Linked DNA regions of Homo sapiens: region 2 is linked to region 1. The links are chromatin contacts, found by Hi-C or POLR2A ChIA-PET in ENCODE. All regions are on one chromosome and are shown on one strand. The core of a region is the stretch at or near the end of the contact, and the rest is flanking DNA. Distances in the headings are between cores, read along the strand shown.

Evidence for each region. A loop is a pair of places that touch in the nucleus more often than their neighbours do. ChIA-PET counts read pairs that join two places held with the same protein, here RNA polymerase II (POLR2A). Pooled maps may share reads with other maps.
Region 2: a map of mammary epithelial cell shows a loop between it and region 1 (3-fold over the local background). The contact joins two enhancer-like sites. A Hi-C loop is called at or near these places in 2 of 168 maps with a recorded cell type or tissue (Right ventricle myocardium inferior and mammary epithelial cell) and 5 of 50 pooled maps. POLR2A ChIA-PET finds 5 or more read pairs at or near these places in 1 of 52 experiments (WTC11).

The regions. Positions count from the first base shown.
Region 1 is chr10:71,011,007-71,017,933 of GRCh38, forward strand. No RefSeq gene overlaps it. Among named protein-coding and RNA genes, the nearest start is that of LINC02622, 75 kb to the left of the region's middle. Within about 2 kb of position 3,170, at least 4 of the 41 ENCODE cell types and tissues checked have a DNase peak (open chromatin) inside an H3K27ac peak, as active enhancers do.
Region 2 is chr10:71,262,361-71,269,287 of GRCh38, forward strand. The region is part of intron 1 of UNC5B (unc-5 netrin receptor B); the gene reads left to right. Among named protein-coding and RNA genes, the nearest start is that of UNC5B-AS1, 48 kb to the left of the region's middle. RefSeq lists enhancers at 3,573-4,566, 4,758-5,479. Within about 2 kb of position 4,158, at least 10 of the 41 ENCODE cell types and tissues checked have a DNase peak (open chromatin) inside an H3K27ac peak, as active enhancers do.

The DNA of each region.
Region 1 (6,927 bases), core at 1,920-4,419:
GTCTGCATGACTGGGGAGGCCTCAGGAAACTTGCAATCATGGCAGAAGGCAAAGGGGAAGCAAGGCACGTCTTCTCATGGCCCCAGGAGAGAGAACAGTGAGGGGAAACGCCAAAAACTTTTAAAACATCGGATCTCATGAGCACTCACTCACCATCACAAGAACAGCATGGGGGAAACCGTCCCCATTATCCAATCACCTCCCACAAGGTCCCTCCCTCCACACTTGGGGATTACAGTTCCAGATGAGATTTGGCTGGAGACAAACCATATCAATTGCCTTTCAGTCTAGCTGCAAAAAAGCAGGTGGCCCAACTTGTTGCAGGGTGAAGAACCCAAGAAACCAACCTGGGTTTGCGGCTGGAGAGGGGCTAGCTTAAAACTTTGTATCCTGGCTCCTGGTTGCCCAGAGTGGGGAGGTCTTGATAAGGACCTTGAGATAATGGTCTGGAAGTTGAGAACAGAGCCACTGGGGCTCCTGGCTCCTTGCAGATCCAATCTAAGGGCTGTGGCACCAGGCTGCGTGCTCTGGATGAGTCCCTTCCCCTCTCTGGGCCTTAGACGTGATTGTTGTCATGGTGAGAACTGGGGAGGGTGTGGGAGGATGGAGATGTGCACATAGCAGGTCCTCAGGAACTCAGCTGATGATGAAGCTGCCCCAGCTCGGGGTGAAGGCTGCGGTGCCCTGTTTCCTTGACCTTAGCCATGGGCAGGTGGGCCAGTACCTCAGGTCACTGTCAGGGACTCTGGGAGATCCTGGCCCTGCCTCATCCTGGCACTGAGGCCTGCAGTGATTTCCTCACTCATTCTTACAAAAGATCTCCAGAGGTCTCAGGACTGCACTAGCTCATGGTGACTTTGTTTTTATCTGTCATTGTCTTCTGAGTGATTCCTTTGCCCCATCCTATGTTCCCCCAGTTAGAGTGTGAGCTCCCTGGGTCAAGAGGGGAAACAGAGGCTGGGTGTCCTGTCCCCCAAGTCCCAGTCCCAACCTCTCCCCTCGGCAGCTGTGTGATATGAGTAAGCTGATTAACCTCTCTGAGTCTCAGTTCTAGCCACAAGATGGGGATAAGGCCTGCTTTGCCTTCTTCTCTGGGCTCAAGTACACTAAAGAGAACTGAGACCAACCTTACCTGGAGCCCCTCAGCTGGGCCCAGTTCGGGAAACAGGTGAGCTGGGTGCAGCTCCCGGCCTCAAGGGACTTGCACTTCTTGCCGGGGAAGATGGAGCCACACTCTCGATGGGGGCTGTGGAGAGCCCTGAGGTTGGGGGAGAGTTTTCTAAGTGGGGGTATCAGGGAAGGCTTCCTGGAAGAACCATGGGCAGGACAGGTGGGCAAGGCCATGGTCAGGTGTGTGCAGGGCTATCAGGGATGCAAACCGGAACCGCAGCATACAGAGTGTGCCAGCACTGGGCCTACACAATGTTACCCCAGACCAGCAAGCAGTCCACAATGCAGCCTTGGCTCCACCCTCCTGGAGTGCACAGTGTGGTGGGGGAGACTGACTCTAATCACAAACTCACCAAGCAATGATAAGCTTTACTGGGGATGGGGGTGGCGTGGGGAGAAGGAAAGTGCTGTTTTTAAGGGAACAGCAATTATCTCCTGAATGTTTCCTATGTGCCAGTCACTTTGTGCACATTACCTTGGTTCATCCTGACTCAGGTGGACATTGTCAGTGTCCCACAGGAAACCGAGGACCAGAGAGATAAAGTAACTTGCCCAAGTTTGCACAGCAGGCAGGCAGCAGAGCTGGGCTTGAACCCAGGCCATCTGGCTCCAGAATATCACCTTACTGTAACCACGGAATGACCCTGCCTCCTCATGTGCCCACCACAGTCTGCCCTCTCTGGTATATCTTGTTCTCTCCCTGCCCCCTCTTCTTACCACCAGGATGCTGCAGCAGAACAGAGTTTGTTCTTGAGCAGTGCAGGGCAGAAGCAGCATGTTTGCAGGTGTTGCTGCAGACCTTTGCTAGATGGCACCTCTCCCTCTCCCCAGACTCCAGGAAGAGCCTCAGCGCCTGGCAGGGAGGGGGAGAGGAGAGTGAAAGGACCAGAAAAAGCACTGAGGATTGGTAGGCCCCCAAGGAGGTACGCCTGTCACTGTTTCCCTTCCTCCCCCACCCCCACCCACTTGGGGACTTTCAGGACAGAGAGAATCTGCATCCGCCCCTCCCCTGTTCACCCTACCTGGTGGGGTCCCCCAAGTTTCCCTGTGCCCAGCATCACATGGGAGCAGAAGAAATGGGAGCAGCATGGGTCGTAGCAGGGGACTCAGGTCAGGCTGGTAATGATGCAGTAGGGGCTGTGGGTGCAGAGATGGGACAGGAACAAGGATGTGCACCTGTGCTAGAAGAGCCGGTTCAAGGATGCCAGGGAGCAGCCAACACTGAGGCGTGGGAGGCTCAGCACACGAAATGCCAGGGAAAGCAGGAGGACCCTGAATGGCTTTCGATTACATTCCTGCCTCCTGGCAGAATGGGCACTTATAGTAGAACTTAAGTTCAGTGACACAAAAATACAGCCACTTTTTTCATGCCCTGATTTCAGCAACTCAGAATCACCATGAAGGAGACTTATGGGGCGCCACGAATCTGACCTCAGTGGGGAAGTCAGGGAAGGCTTCCTGTAAGAAATGATGATTGGCCTGAGTTCTGAAGGAAGAGTAGGAAATAAGAGGGTGGAAAGAATATTATAGACAGGAGGAACAGCATGTGCAAAGGCCCTATGGCAGGCAGAGCTTGATGGGAGAAACAATGAGGTACTTCCTCCTGTTGTGTGCAAACTGCCTGCTTAATCCAGCTGGGAGCCAGGACTGCAGCCAGTACATCTGCTGGTAATTAACATGGGGACCCAGGAGAGTGGGGCTCTCAGAACACCCTATCCTTGGTTTTCATCTGCTCAGACTGTGTTTTTGCCAACTCTGGGACTCCTGACACCTCCACAGACTCTGAATATGAGGAGCAGAGGAGGAGCCCTGGGCGACACCCTTATTGTCGGGCTAGAGAAACCAAGGACAGAGAAGACAAGCATTTGCCAAAGCCCACCAAGTCCACGTGGGAACAACCACTGCAGAGCTGAGGCCCTGCCGTGCAGCAACAAGCCTCCTGCCTTCAGAGAAGAAAACAAGTTCTAGCTGTTCCCCAGCCCTACTCAGGCCTGAGAGGTTTCTAGTAGTCACAGTCAGGAGGATACGATGATGGCTGCCCTGGAGATGGGCCAGTCAGAACTCACAGCCACCCACTTGTGCTGGTTATAACCCCACCACTACCATGGTGACCGCTTCAATAGCCAGGAGGGCTGAAAGGAACAGGCAGCCAAGCTGTGTCTGATACTGGCTGCTCCGTCTGAACCCCCACCTATACCTGGACCCCACAGTCCCTCTGAGGTTATGGAGGGACAGTGAAATGCTCAAGGTCACCAGCAGGCTAGTAGCTCAGGAACCCAGGCCACCAGACTGGCTCCACCTGTGCTGGAAGAGCCAGCCCTTCCTTCTCCACCAGGGCCTCTGCTCTCCTGGCCCCAAGGAGCAGGTGGCCTGTTCAAGGAGAGAGGCATAGATGGGGCGACACAAGCATCAGCCCCCTGGGCTTGCCGGGTAATTATGCATTAGGAGCTAATGTTAATAAAGGCTCCAGGAAAGAGGTTTTAATTCCAGATCTCACCACCAGATTATTGCACATGAGGGAAATATCAGAGCCCCAGACTGTCTCCATCCCTCACCCTCCATCTCCAAGCAATCTGCTGCGTTTATTAATTCTGACAGAATTTTCCCAGGCTGGGGAGGAAAGGAGAGCAGGAGGGAAGTATGGTGGGGGTGGGGAGGTAAAGGGAGAGGTGGGGCATGGCAGTTTGGAGCAGACCTTGGGCCTTCTACTCCCTCCTCAACCCTACCCACCTGCACAGCCCCAAGGCATCCCTGGGGCATGCAGCGCACAGCTCTGCCCAGCCCCAGCTCCATGCTGCTGCCTCCAGAAATGGGACCCCTCCAGCAGCTCTTTTACTATCTGTCCTCCTTGATCCTCTCAACTTCCCCCTCTTTCTCATCCCTTCCTCCTCTAAGAATCACAGTCTGACTTTCCTTCCCACCTGAACCCCACCCCAGTGGCTCCAATTCCTTGAGTTACTTACAGTGATGCTGAGATTCACCTTTTAAGAATTTATTCCCAAAATGAACCAAGTAAAAGAAATATCGGAAAAAATCTAAATATCCGTCAAAGACGTTTATTTTCTAAATTATAGTACAACCATGCACTGGAATACTCTATATGTAATGAAATGGAATAATCTAAAGGTATATTGTTGAGAGAAAAAAACATCAAGGTGCGGAACAGCATGTAAAGTGTACTACCTTTTGGTTAGAAATACACACGCACATGCACACGCACACATACACACACACACACACACATTCATGTGTATGCATAGAATATGACCTAATTCATTATAAAGACCTTGTGCAGACAAAAGGAGATGATGTTTATAAAATACTTGGTACAATGTCTGTTACATAGTAAACTCTCACTTAAAGCTTACTGTTGTTATCATTTGACATCTGACTCCTAAGTTGCTTCCCACTCTACCTTGAAGCCTCTCTGGAAAGGACATTTGCATGAACAACACTTGAGAAGAGGATGGGTTATAAATGAGAGGAAGCCAGCATAGGTTTTGGGGGGCAATAGGAGGTCGTATGCTGGTAAAGCCGCACAGGGGCTCTGACTGCATCCCCAGATGGTGCCCACCACGTCAGGGGCCTCGGGAGGCGACAAAGAAACCCAGACCTACAGCTGGAAGTTTCAGGAAGATGGAACTCAGTGTAGAAGAAGCAAGCACCATTACAGCTAATTTCCTGAGGAAGTGGTGATCTCACCATTACATCAGACATCCCAGCAGAGGTGGGCCACCACTTGGTTAGGCAGCCGGAGAGGAAATAGTTATATAGCATGAAGATGCAGCCAATCTCTGTAACATGGTTCTAAAGGTCTGTGATCATGAGTGCAAGCTCTTAAGGTCTTCAGGAATCCCCCAGGGAGCTTGCGGAAATGCAGATCCCCATACCCCCACTTACAGATACTCTATTTGGCTGGGGTGGGACCCAGAAATCAGAATTTGTAAAAAAAAAAAAAAAAAAAAAAACTACAGTAAGGCAATATGGTATTGGCAAAAATATAGACACATAGAGTAATGGAACAGAATAGAGAGTTTAAAAATAGACCCACATAAATATAGCCAATTGATTTCTAACAAAGGTGTAAAGGTGATTCCATTGAGAAGGGATAGTCTTTTCAACAAATGGTGCTGGAACAACTGAACATCCACACGAGAAAAATGAACTTCAACCTAAACCTCATAGCTTATACAAAAATTAACCCAAAGAGATCATAGATCTAATCTAAAATGTTTAGAAAAATAAAACATAGGAGAAAACATAGGTGATCTAGGAATAGCCAAAGAGCTCTTAGGGATGATGCCCAAAGAAACATCTAGAACAGCAAAAGCTGATAACTTGGATGGCATCAGAATTAAAGAGGCACTGTTAAAAGAATTCAAAGACATACTACAGACTGAGAGAAATCACATATAGTACTTGCCAAAGGATCTATATCCAGAATATATTTAAAAAGCTCTAAAAACTCCACAGTAAGAAAATAAACAGACCAACTAAGAAATGGATAAAAGAATTGAACAGATACATCACTAAAAAGGACATGAGCCTGGCTGTATTAGTCAGGGTTCTCTAGAGGGACAGAACTAATGTGTGTATATATATATATGCATTATATATATAATTATATATAATGCATATATATATTCATTATATATTATATATTAGGTGAATATATATATATGTGTATATATTCACAATCACAAAGTCCCACAATAGGCCATCTGCAGGCCGAGGAGCAAGGAGAGCCAGTACAAGTTCCGAAACTGAAGAACTTGGAGTCCGATGATGGAGGGCAGGAAGCATCCAGCATGGGATAAAGATGTAGGCTAGCAGGCTAAGCCAGTCTCTCTTTTCACATTTTTCTGCCTGCTTCTATTGTAGCCATTCTGGCAGCTGATTAGGTCATGCCCACCCATATTAAGGGTGGGACTGCCTTTCCCAGCCCACTGACTCAAATGTTAATCTCCTTTGGCAACACCCTCACAGATACACCCAGGATTAATACTTTGTATCCTTCAATCCAATCAAGTTGACACTCAGTATTAACCATCACAAGTCCACCGTTTGTCAATTTGAACCCATACGTATCTCCTGAGATCATACATAATCTTCTAAGAAAGACAATAATGAGGTCTTAATTACGCCTAACATAATACAACTATCCTTTGTACAACTGGAAACACACCAATCTCCAACCCAAATACCATTACATAAAGTGAATGATACTAAATGCTGATGCTAAGTCAACAAATCCTATGTCACATGATAAAGGAGAAAGGTGATAAAATGAAGATATTTTCTTAGTACAAGTGTATACATGCACAAACATGTTTTTAACAAAAGAAGGACAATTACAGTCCCCGTTTCTGCAACTGGTCACTTGGTTGTGGCTGTTATTGATGACTACCTTCTTCTACTACCCATTCTGTATTCCCTTTGCCTTTAGCAAGCATCTCAGCAGGTCTTGGTTTTTTTCCTGGTGGAGTGACACAAACCTTCATTTCTGAAGAGTCTGGGTCTTTTGTAGTCCTGCCTGGATTGGGATGTTGTAGTTTCCTTTCGACCTTAATCACAGGGCATGGTAATACTAAGAGACACCCTAATGGATCTCCTGTATTCCATGCATACTCTTCCCTACCTCCGTTGTGGAGTAATAGACTGATTTCTACTTGATAGTCTGGATCAGTCACCCCAGCCAACACTGTAACTCCCTTCTCAGCCTGTTGACTTAAAGGTAGGAGGATCCCAAACTGTCCA
Region 2 (6,927 bases), core at 2,908-5,407, 250 kb after region 1:
AGACTCTGAGCTGGCTGGGGGGATGGGGCAGGGCCAGGATTGTGGGGGGGCTGTCCTGGGCTCCTCATTTGTCTTGCTTTCAGAGTCATCGTTGGGAGGGATGGGGCATAGATCGAATCCAGGCCACTTCCTTGGGGAGAACAGGACCCAGAGGAGCCCGCCCGGGAGACTCATTCATTCATGCACGAAGGATTTATTAAGCATCTACTGTGTGCCAGGCTGGCACTGGGTTACAGCAGTGGGTAAACAGGTGCCATCCAGCCAGAAATGATGTTCAAGGAGAAAGCACATTAAAGCCATCTTGCTGCTGGAAATATCTGAAGAAGTCCACATTGATGGCAAATGGCCACCATCATGAGCCTTGATTACCCTCTAGTCACCCCAGTCACTCCCCTGAACCCCCTGGGCCTCACTTGGCACAGCAGGGCCCCAGGACCCTCCCCCAGAACCCTGTCAGACTGTTGGCTGCCCACGCAGGTTAAATGTGTGGCTGTCACTGAGCCTCTGCCCTGGGACCACACAGTCGATGGGGGCACAGACATTAAAGGAAATACACAAATAAGTATATAACTTGAAAAGGTAATGAGGGTAATAAGGAAAAGAGATGCCAGACGAAGAGCCAGGGCCCTGGTTTAGGTGGGAGTGGTGCAGTCAGGGCTCTCTGGGGAAGTGAACTTTAAGGTGATACCTGGAGAAGGAACAGGGTTTAGCCAGGTAGGGGTGGGAAGGCAGCATTCCAGGTGTCTCCATGGAGGCTTGCAGCCTGGGCATCCTACGTTCTGAGGTGTCCCCACACCGGGGTGGAGGCAGTGGGGTTTCTCCTGCATGTCATACAAAGAGCACTGGACTAAGTCTGTAGACTTGGTGCTCAGGCCCAGCTCTGCCAGGAACTGTGTGGCCTCAGGCTAGTCACACCCTCTGTGGGCCTCAGTTTCCTCATCTGTCCAAAGGGAGGCCCCTTCAGGCCACAAGCCCTCCCTCCCCAAGCCTGAGGTTTTGAGGAGTCCAGCAAGTTCTGTTCAAATGCCACTTTTCGGGATGCCCCTGATGACTGAAAGGCAGCCAGGGCACGGGGGAGGGGGCCAGAGAGCTCGAGCTGAGAGCTCCAGACATCCCATCCCCTTCTCTGAGTTATTAAGAGCCACCCGGAAGCAGACACAAAGAGAATTGTCCTGAGCTAGATAGAGCCAGCCCCCAGCCCCCAGCCGAGAACAATCAGAGAGGAAAACCAAGGCCATTTGTCCAACACGGAGTGCGGCAGTGACAGCGGCTGGGAAAATGCCGAGTATTTCTCAGCTAAAATTAGCCACCTACTAAACCTTTACATCAAGGGCAACCTGAAGCCTCTATTGTTTTGAACTTGGAATCCCAGAGGACTTGGGGGCAGGGCTTCTCAGGAGAAGCAAATGACCATCCCCTCTCCCAGGGGCTGGGCTAGCCAACACCAAGCCAGTCCTTGAGCCACAGGGGTGCCCAGTAAGGTACCAGGGGACAAACAGACAGACAGGGAGGGAGTCTAGCTGCCCAAAGTCACCAAGCATTGGTGGCTGACACAGCTTCTGGTTGCCCCATTTGAGACATTCTTCCTTCACCAGTGATATTGATGTACTCTGAGCTAAATGGGTGGCAGGGAATGGGGAATGTTGAACTAGAAGAAATTGCTGGAAATATAAGAAAATAACTCTTTATCCTTTCCAGAGGAAGCAGTCAGAATGGGCATCCCTATTTGCTAATGGTGGATAGTTCCTGCCATTGGGGTGGCAAACCTGGCTTAGAATCTTTCCTCTGCCACTTAGTAACTGTCTGACTTTGTACAACTTTAGATAAACAATAGAGATGGCTATTGATACCAACCTCATAAGATTGCTGCAACAATTAAATGAAATAATGTAGAAGATATAGGTATTAGCAATGGTAATAATAAAAACAAGAATGCCGCTTTTGTTCATTAAGTCTTTTTAACATGCCCAGCACTCCTCTAAGCTCATTGCGTGTATTAACATGTCTAATCCATGCTAGAAATACTATTACCCCATTCTGCAGAGAAGGAAATGGAGGCCCAGAGAGGCGAATTTGCAGGAACACAGGTGATGGCCATCATTTATTGTTATTGCCACACAGCAGGTCCTGATTCCGGCTCAGATAGCGAAAGCCTGGCACCATGCTGCTGTGTAATTCCTTCAGCTCCTTTTGAAAAGTCTCCAGCTGAATCATAGAAGTGTTAAGGAAAAGGAAGCTGACATATGTTAAGCACCATTATGTGCACTAAGCGTTTGATATTTCTGTCGGGAGGCAAGAGAGCATAGAGCCGTGTGTGGACTGGCGGCAGCACCTAGACATTTCTTAGAAATGTACATTCTCAAGGCCCACCCCACACCGACTGAATCAGAACTTGGGGGCAGGAGCCTGGGTTTTAGCGAGCACTCCAGGTGGTCCTGGTGCAGGCCATGGTTTGAGTACCACTGGCACCAAGGTTAAAGAGGATGGACTTGGCCGGGCGCCATGGCTCGTACCTGTAATCCCAGCACTTTGGGAAGCCGAAATAGGAGGATTGCTGGAGCCCAGGAGTTTGGGACCAGCCTGGGCAACATAGTGAGACCCCTGTCTCTATAAAAAAAAAAAAAAAAAAAAGAGTATGGGCTTAAAGTCAAAGAGACCCAGATTCAAATGCTGACAACCCTGCTCTGTGACATTAGACAAGTAACTTAATCTCCCTGTGCCTGCAAACTGGGGCTAATGATAAGAATACCTACCAGAAAGAGTTGCGGGGAGGGTTCAGTTAGATAATTATTCCAAGTACTTGGCGCAGAACCTGAGAGCTAGTTAGCACTGTAAATGGTAGCTGTTAACTCATTACCTGAATTACCTGCTAGCACTGAAGAGGTACTAAAGGGAAAGGTGGTTCTTTGTGGCCAGGGAAGCCGTTTAATCCCAGCTGGGGTGAAGCTTCCCCTCTAGGGCAACCTGGCGGGACTGGGGGCCCGGGTAACAGAGGTAACCCTTGCAGGCTGAGGGCATCAGGGGTGTCTGGGATGGACATTTCCTCCCCACCTGGCCTGCCCTGTCTAGCAGGGGCTCCCTGTCTTCCCTGAGCTTATGATGCCAACCAAAGAGACGCGTGAACTAAGAACTTTTCTCCGCCGCTTTCTCAGGGAAACCAGCTCTGAGAATGACGGTCTGGTGATGTGGCGATCCCCAGACCCTGGGCTCATGGGGGCTTCAGCTGCATGCTGTGGCCTGGCAGCTTCCAGGAACATGTCTTTGCTCTCTTCCCCTCCACCCGTGTGTTTTCAATGGTGATTGGAGGCCTCAGGGGAGCCGTGCGCTCCTCTTCCTCCCTAAGGAGAGGCTCTGGGCCAGCCGGGCAGCGAGCACAGTGGACGGGCTCCACCTTCCCTGTGCTTCCACTGCTTGGTAAGGGCCTGCCCAGCCTCTGGGAACCCCAGGCTCTTGGTGAGGCACCACCCCACCCCCACTGCTGGCTGTCCCCAGGTCCCCCATGCTGGCCACATGCCTTAGTGTGATGCCACACTTTCTTTCACACCTCTGGCCTCTAGCTATCTCTGTGAGGTGGGAACGGTGAAGGTGCACCTATTCTACAGAGAAACAAACCGAGGTCCCAGGAGCTAAGACTAGGGCCCAGAGTCACCCACTGAACTGGTGGCCCAAAAGTGTTCTGGTATTTCCTGTCACTAGGCCGTGCTTCTATCCTTTCTTTTTTCACCCCTACCTCATACTTCCTTATCCCTCCTCAAGAAATCCCTAGAAGGGAACTGACAAACTTAGTGCCTGACATGTACCAGGCTCATTTCATGAGATCCTGCAGCTGTGAGGGGAACCAGGCTCAGAGGCAGGGGGTGGTTCCCCCAGCAAATGGGGGCAGGATGGGATTGAAGCAGGTCCCACGCACTCCAGAGCGCCTTCTCCTTGGCTAACCTCCTGCAGGTTTTGGGCTTTTTGCTCCCCTTCACCCTCCCCGCTTCCTGGTGCCCCTCCTGGAGGAGCCCTCTCACGGTGTCCTCAGCTGGATGCCTGCCCTCTGGCCCTTGCACCCTTCCTCTGCTGCTCACTCAGAGGACATGGGGAGCGGGCCGAGCCCTGAGCCAAGGCGGCCCAGCGATTACATCAGCAGGTGCAAACAAGCAGGCGGGAGCAGGGACGGGCGTCCCTCGGGGCTGGAGACGGCACTCCATCCGCCCCACACGAGTCTGTTTCATTCCCTCCTTCTAGCTTGCATCAGCCTTTTGCAGCTCTGTGTCATCACAGAGTGGGCCAAGGCAGCAGCTGGGAGGCTGGGGCAGGGGTGGAGGTGAGGTGTGGGGCTCGCCGGGACCCTGGCAGCCTGGAAGGTCCACTCACTGTTTTTTCCTGAGAATGGAGTACAATATTCCCCCCTTACTCGAGGTCTCCCTGTCCACAGTTTCAGTTACCCATGGCCAACTGTGACACCAAAATATTAAACAGAACATTCCAGAAATCAGCAGTTCACACATTTTAAATTGTGTGTGATTCTGAGTAGCATGATGGAATCTCCCACTGTCTCACTCCATCCTGCCCAGGATGTGAACCATCCCTTTGTCCAGGGTGTCCACACTGTATACACCATCCGTCACTTAGTCACTCAGTGGCTGTCTCCATTATCAGATCGAAAAAAAAATCATCTGTCTAGAGCTTGGTACTATTCAAGTTTTCAGGCATCCACGGGGGGTCTTGGAACGTATCCCCCACAGATACGGGGACTCCTGTAATAGAAATTAGCTAGTGCATAGGGCTGCCCAGCTGGCAAAATATTTTTGTACTTCTGACTTTGGTGTTTCCAACAGCCCTGTCAGTCAAAGCAAGTAAAAGTGGTCCCATTTCTCAGAAAGGAAAATTGAGGCCCAGAGGGAAGTGGCTGCCCAGGGGTTGTCTTGTGAGTCACTGACAGCACCAACGCATTTCACCTCAAGAAGCGCATGGGATTATAAGAGCCTGGAGATTGAAAAATCCCTATAGTCATCAAGTTGGAAGTAGTTAAAGCCTGCTTCCTAGAGAAAGTGAGCTGATTCCTTGGCCGAGGAGGAGACAGCTACTGAAAGAGCTATGGAGTGATTTCTGCACTGATGGTGGGTGGGCAGGCAAAGGGACCATTACATGGCTATGGGGGTAGGCTGGAGGCAGACTGGGCACTGGTCTAAGAAGTCTCGATGTCTGGATTCTTAACCTTGAAAATTTGCTGTGAGCTTCCCACTTGTGGAACTGAAGCTTGGTTATTGCTCTCTGAGCCTCACCACAGGCATGGTCAAGAGGAGGCCCCCAGGAAGTGTTTGATGAATGAGTGAATGAATGAATGAATGAATGGGAGTGAGTGCTTGCTCACCATCTGCCTCCCTTGAAGTGCATCTGTGCAGCCACACAGGCCTTCCCTTTGGCCAGTGCCACCTGTCTCCCCATATCTCACCAGCTGACAACTCAGCTGCTCACCCAAACCCAGGGCCGGGGTCTTTCCCAGCACTGGGACCAGAGAGGCAAACACAGGAACCATGGCCTGCATGCCAGGATGCCCACATTCCAGTCCTGGCTTGGCCTCCTAACTGCTGTGTGATCTGAGGCAAGTTACTACTCCTCTGAGGTCCCCAGGATGTTCCTGGGACTCTGAGTCTACAAGGCCTGGCCTCCCCGGGGCCCATGGAACCTGAGCCCCAGTCCTGCCTTGGGAATGGAGGCCAGAGATGGCTGCCTTCCTCCCTCACCCCTGGGGACTGAGCAGGAATCCAAGTGGCTTCCACATTCAGGAAAATCCAAGGGGAAACCCCTACCCAGTTCCAAGGACCCCTTCTATTCACCCCTTACTGCCAGGCGCTCTCAGGGGCTCTTTCTCCCTCTCCTCGTGGCACCATCTCTACCTCTGTTTATCTCGCCCATTTGCCCTCTCCTTCTCATGCCCATTTCACAGATTGGCAAAGGCCAGAGTCTGGCCACTCCTTTTTCTCTGTCCTTTCTGTGACTTCTTTTATGCCAGTGTGATGCCAAGATAGGAGTGACGCTGCAGCCACAGACTGTTTGTTTGCCCTTGCACAAGTCATTGCCCCTGTCTGGCCTCAGGGTCCCCAGCTGGAGATGAAGGGTCCCCAGCTGGAGGTGAAGGGTCCCCGACTGGAGGTGAAGGGCTTGGATGCAGTTTTGAAGGCCCCATAGCCCAGGATCTGAGCTGCCTCCTGGTGGTGGTGCTGACAGCAGGCAACAGGCAAGGACTGCAGCAGTTTTTCCACTTGGAAATGTGTTTGGCAGTTGCCTCCCCTTTGCGAGGAAGGGTTGTTCGGTTCTAGAGCGTGGCGCTGAGGGAGACGGGGGAAATTTGTGTGCCCTTGGTGCTCTAAGAACAGCCTTAACCCTGGGCTTTCAGGGCGGCATGGGGATGTAAGCACTGTCCTGTCTGGCCTCGTCCGGGCAGCCCCTAGACCCAAGACTGTACCAAGGCATTTTGGACTTTTCTGGGAGAAAGTGACAGGACACTGGGCATCTTCCTGCCCAGAACCCAAACACACAGCCAACTTGACAGCATTGCCAGCCTCACTCCCCGTGCCAGCTCTGCGTCCTTCAGCTCCTCCAGCAACCTGAAACGCGTGGCAGGAGCAGGCAGCCCAGCTGGCCCTCACCCGTCTGACACGTGTGACCGTGCGGGGGCTGGTGGGGGGAGACAGAGAGAGATGCCCAGCGTGTTCTGCTTATGATTCAAAAGTCCTCAGTCAATAGCCTTTAAGGGAAAGCATGGGATATGCAACTTACATGGTGAGACCAGATTTAGGTAACTAAATATTCATGCATCTAAAAAAGTCAGAGAGGATCAACATCCAGTGTAACTCAGCTGGGGTGGGAATGGGGCGGCTTTTATTTTCATCTTTTTTTTTTCTAGATTGTTTACAGTGAGGCTACTACCTTTGTAAT